2 separate regions of the Homo sapiens genome follow, and region 2 is linked to region 1. A link is an interaction called in ENCODE POLR2A ChIA-PET data of the cell type or tissue named here. Cell type or tissue: PC-9. All regions are shown on one strand.

What was found. Peaks named below come from ENCODE experiments on the same cell type or tissue, not always from the same donor. Only the 100,000 strongest peaks of a DNase experiment are listed, where the experiment ranks them.
Region 2: POLR2A ChIA-PET joins it to region 1 with 8 read pairs; 2 of 35 experiments call an interaction of 5 or more read pairs at or near these places.

What each region holds. Positions count from the first base shown.
Region 1 is chr19:10,897,804-10,900,303 of GRCh38, forward strand. All of the region lies in intron 1 of CARM1 (coactivator associated arginine methyltransferase 1), which reads left to right. Among named protein-coding and RNA genes, the nearest start is that of CARM1, 28 kb to the left of the region's middle. RefSeq lists an enhancer at 1,442-2,059. In PC-9, no CTCF peak of the experiment used is centred here; a DNase peak (open chromatin) is centred at 1,548; H3K4me3 peaks cover 490 bases; H3K27ac peaks cover 1,687 bases.
Region 2 is chr19:10,611,908-10,614,407 of GRCh38, forward strand. It overlaps a transcript of SLC44A2 not described here. Among named protein-coding and RNA genes, the nearest start is that of SLC44A2, 12 kb to the right of the region's middle. In PC-9, no CTCF peak of the experiment used is centred here; no DNase peak of the experiment used is centred here.

The DNA.
Region 1 (2,500 bases):
GAGGTGAAACCCTGTCTCTAGGCTGGATGCGGTGGCTCACTCCTGTAATCCCAGCACTTTGGGAGGCTGAGGCAGGCGGATCACGAGGTCAGGAGATCGAGACCATCCTGGCTAACACGGTGAAACCCCGTCTCTACAAAAAATACAAAAAAAATTAGCCGGGCGAGGTGGCGGGCGCCTGTAGTCCCAGCTACTCGGGAGGCTGAGGCAGGAGAATGGCGTGAACCCCAGGGAGTGGAGCCTGCAGTGAGCCAAGATTGCGCCACTGCACTCCAGCCTGGGAGACAGCGAGACTCCGTCTCAAAAAAAAGAAAAAAAAAAAAAGAAACCCTGTCTCTAATAAAAATACAAAAATTAGCCAGGTGTGGTGGTGCATGCCTGTAATCCCAGCTACTCGGGAGGCTGAGACAGGAGAATCGCTGGAACCTGGGAGATGGAGGTTACGGTGAGCTGAGATTTTGCCACTGCACTCCAGTCTAGGCGACAGAGTGAGACTTAGTCTCAAAAAAAAAAGATACCCCAGCTGTGGCCTGGCCTCAATTGGCCTGAACTCACCACGGCCTCCTGGCTCTAGAGTCTGCTTTTTGGTCACCCTTGCCTGCTAGCCCTGCAGCCTGTCCCCCACCTCTCCAGGCCATGTGCACACAGTCCCCAACATGCGCCGGCTGATGCCGCAACAGTGGTGCTTTTTGGATTTGTCTCTAGAGGCCAACACAGAGGGCCTTTCTGAATCCTGGGGTCCTGCCCCCTTCCGCGGCTCCCATACTGCTCCTCCCCAGCTGAATGGCCGCTTTGGGAGGTGGTTGCTGGCCTTGAGAGGATGCCACAGTGAGTTTCCTGCGGGCAGGGCTGCATCTGTGGCGAGCACTGAATCGCCACTGCTGGATCCAGATGCCTGTGCGTCCCGGGCCCCAAGGCTCCCTTCTACCCTCCTCCTGGGGTGCTGTTCGCAAGCCAGGAGACAGGCTGTGCATTCCCTGCCTACTCAGAGGTGACCCTGGGCCAGGTGTGCGATGGCCCACTGGACCCATAGTAGCAGAGGGAGGGGAGAGGAAGGGAGAAAGTGGGAACAGCATGTGCAGAGGCCTGGGGCCTGGCCCATGTAGGGACTAGAGGGTTGAGTGTGTCCATGGGGAGGGGCCAAGACGGGGAGAGCCATGAGGAATGATGGGCACAGAGCTCAGAGGCTCGGGAGTCTCCTGAACAAAGAGAGGAACACGGCTTAGCTTGTTTTTTTTTTTTTTTTTTTTGGTTTGTCAGTATTTCCCAGGTGTCTTCTGTGTGCCAGGGACTAACTTGGGGATAAAGCTGTGACTTTGAGAAGCTGCCGGCTCCGCGGGCTTTAGCAGCTGCTGCTGTGATGAAGCGATCCACTTGCCCTCAGCCCCGGCATCTTTGGCCCAAGCCCAGCCCTAGCCCTGGCTGGGCACAGCCAGGCTTCACTTGGCCACAGGTCCTGTAGTTGCCTGCCTGGCGCCAGGTCAGAGAGGGACGCCTCAGGCAACATCGGGTTGCCAGGCTGCTTGGTAAACAGGCCTCCCTGGGCCCACTTGCTGTCGCCCAGGTGTGGCTAACAGATCGACAGTATCTCCTGCCCCAGGACGGGTATGAGTGTGGGCACCATGCCAAGGTTGGATGTCCCTTCCTGGGACCCACCCACAGCTGGGAGCACTTTATCTTGGGCCTCTGTGGGTGTAGTGAGGCTGTGAGTCTGGGGCAGTGGCCTGCTGACACCCTCCTGGCAGGGCTCAGGAGGTTCCTCCATGCCCTGCCCTCAGGAGGGCGGCACCTGGCTCCTGGGGTGGGAGAGAGTCTGGCAGGACTGGCTGGGTGTGGCCGGGGAGCTGCCCTTCAGGTCTCATATCTGTAGGCCCTCATACCTGGACTCGTCAGTTAGGAACAGTTTTCTTTTTCTTTTTCTTTTTTTTTTTTTTTGAGACGGAGTCTCACTCTGTCGTCCAGGCTGGAGTGCAGTGGTGCCATCTCGGCTCACTGCAACCTCCACCTCCCGGGTTCAAGCGATTCTCCTGCCTCAGCCTCCTGAGTAGCTGGGATTACAGGCACCCGCCATCATGCCTTGCTAATTTTTGTATTTTTAGTAAAGACGGGGTTTTGCCATGTTGGACAGGTGTGTCTCAAACTCCTGGGTTCAAGTGATCCGCCCACCTCCCAAAGTGCTGGAATTACAGGCGTGAGCCACCACGCCTGGCCCATTTTTCATTTTCTATTGAAACAAAATTCACACCTGTAATCCCAGCACTTTGGAGGCCAAGGTGAGAGGATCACTTGAGCCCCAGGAGTTTCAGACTAGCCTGGGCAACATAGTGAGACCCTCATTTCTACAAAAAAATAAACAAAATTAGCCAGGGGTGGTGGCATGTGCGTGAGGTTCCAGCTACCCGGGAGGCTGAGGTGGGAGGATGTCTTGAGCCTGGGAGGTCAAGAGCTGTTGTTTCATAACATGAAATTAGCCCTTTTACAATGTTGCATAACAATCACC
Region 2 (2,500 bases), 290 kb before region 1:
AGTAAGTCCTCAAGTCCATGGAAGATTTTAGCTTTCCATGTGAAAGAATCTTCTACAAATCTTTGGCTAGCTGTTTTCACCTCAGAGGTAGCTCAGCCAAGAAGTCTCCTTCCAGATTGTGACCTATTAATTTCTGTGTGTGTGTGGCATCTGGATCTTTTTAAAGCTTCTTAGGCTGAGCCGGGTGTGGTGGCTCACTCCTATAATCCCAGCACTTTGGGATGCCAGGGCGGAAGGATCACTTGAGCCCAGGAATTTTATACCAGCCTGGGCAACATAGTGAGACCCTGTTTCTGCAAAACAAAAAATTAAAAATTAGCGGGGCGTGGTGGTGCATGCCTGTGGTCCCATCCACTAGGGAGTCTGAGGCGGGAGGATCACTTGAGCCCAGGAGGTCAAGGCTGCAGTGAGCTATGATTGCGCCCCTGCACTTCATCCTGGGCAAAAAAGGAGACCCTGTCTCAAAAAATAAAAAATAAAAAAAGGTTAAATGTTTCTAGAAGCAAATCTCTGGTTTGGTGCCTAACATAGTCCAGCATACAGTAGGCGCTCTATCTTTTGCCCTTAACCCTTCTGAGCCTCCCCACCCAGATGCTGTCCTCAAACCCTTTGTCAAAAGAGGTGTCTGGGCAGCTGGCGATGCTCATTCCCCAGGCACAGACTTCTGGGAAGGCAGAGGCCAGTGGCTGGCTGTACGGGTGAGGCCTTGGGCCGCTGCAGCCCTTGGGGACTTGGCCAGTGTCCGGAAGCTGTGGGGGCTGGGTGGCATTTGATGTCCTGGCACCAGCACTGTGACTGGGCAGGCTGTGGCAGTTCTCTTATCGCCCACGCCCACTGCACTTGGGTGGGTCAGCCGTCACAGCCAGCAAGGCTGGCACCCGAAGGCTGCCTCTCCCAATCCTGGCCTTGTCCAACAGCTCAATTTTCCCAATTTTTCTTCCACACCATTGCCGCAACGTTATCTCTGCTTCTCCCAGTACCTGCCAAGGAAAAGGCCTGGGTTGGCTCCAGCAGGGCGTTGGTTTGACTCCTGGCTGTGCTCCTCACCAGCTGTGTGGCCCGAGCAAGCAACCTCAGTGTGCCCGTCGTGAAATGGGATCACACTAATGGTTAGTGGGGATTGGAGAAGTTTTTGTTTTGTTATTTTTATTTGTTTGGTTTTGGTTTTTTAGAGACAGTGTTTTCTGTCATCCAGGCTGGAGTGCAGTGGCGTGATCACAGCTCACTGCAGCCTCTGCCTCCCGGGCTCAAGCGATTCTCCCACCTCAGCCTCCTGAGTAGCTGGGACCACAGGCATGCACCACCACACCCAGATAATATAGTTATTTTTTACTTTTTATTTTCTTTCTTTTTTTTTTTTGAGATGGAGTCTTGCTCTGTCACCCAGGCTAGAGTGCAGTGGCGCAATCTTGGCTTGCCACAACCTCTGCCTCCTGGGTTCAAGTGATTCTCCTGCCTCAGCCTCCCGAGTAGCTGGGACTACAGGCGCCCACCACTATGCCCGGCTAATTTTTTGTATTTTTAGTAGACATGGGGTTTCACCACGTTGGACAGGCTGGTCTCAAACTCCTGACCTCAAGTAATCTGCCTGCCTTGACTTCCCAAAGTGCTGGGATTACAGGTGTAAGCCACTGCGCCTGGCCAAGTTGAAGACTTTGGCTGGGTGTAGTGGCTCATGCCTGTAGTTCAAGCACTTTGGGAGGCTAAGGCAGGAGGACTGCTTGAACCCAGGACTTTGAGACCAGCCTGGGCAACATAGTGAGACCCCGTCTCTTTAAGAAAAATGGAAGAGGGTGGTAGCAGAGTCAGAGGAGGACATGGAACGACGGAAGCGAGGTGGGTTTGATGTGATTGCTGTCTTTAAAAATGGAAGAAGTGGCCAGGAGCCAAGGAATGTGGGCGGCCTCTAGAAGGTGAAACAGACAAGGAAACAGATTTTCCCCTAAAATCTCCGAAAGAAACAGCCCTGCCTACACATCGATTGTAGCCCAGTGAGATGCATTTTGTGCTTCTGTCCTCCTGAGCTGTGAGATAATAAATTTGTGGTTTTTATTTATTATTATTATTATTATTTTTGAGACGAGTTTTGCTCTTGTTGCCCAGGCTGGAGTGCAGTGATGCGATCTTGGCTCACTGCAACCTCTGCTTCCTGGTTTCAAGCAATTCTACTGCCTCAGCCTCCTGAGTAGCTGGAATTACAGGTGCACACCACCACGCCCAGCTAATTTTTTGTATTTTTAGTAGAGATGGGGTTTCACCACGTTGGCCACGCTGGTCTGAAGCTCCTGACCTCAGGTGATCCACCTGCCTCGGCCTCCCAAAGTGCAGGGATTACAGGCATGAGCCACCGCACCCGTCCATAAATTTGTGTTTTTTTAAGCCACCAAGGCATTGGTGTCTTGTTACAGCAACGAAAGGAAATAATGCATTTGACCCTCAAACCACATGGGTGTGAGGGGCACCAACCCCCTGTGAAATTAGAAATCTGTGTATGCCTTAA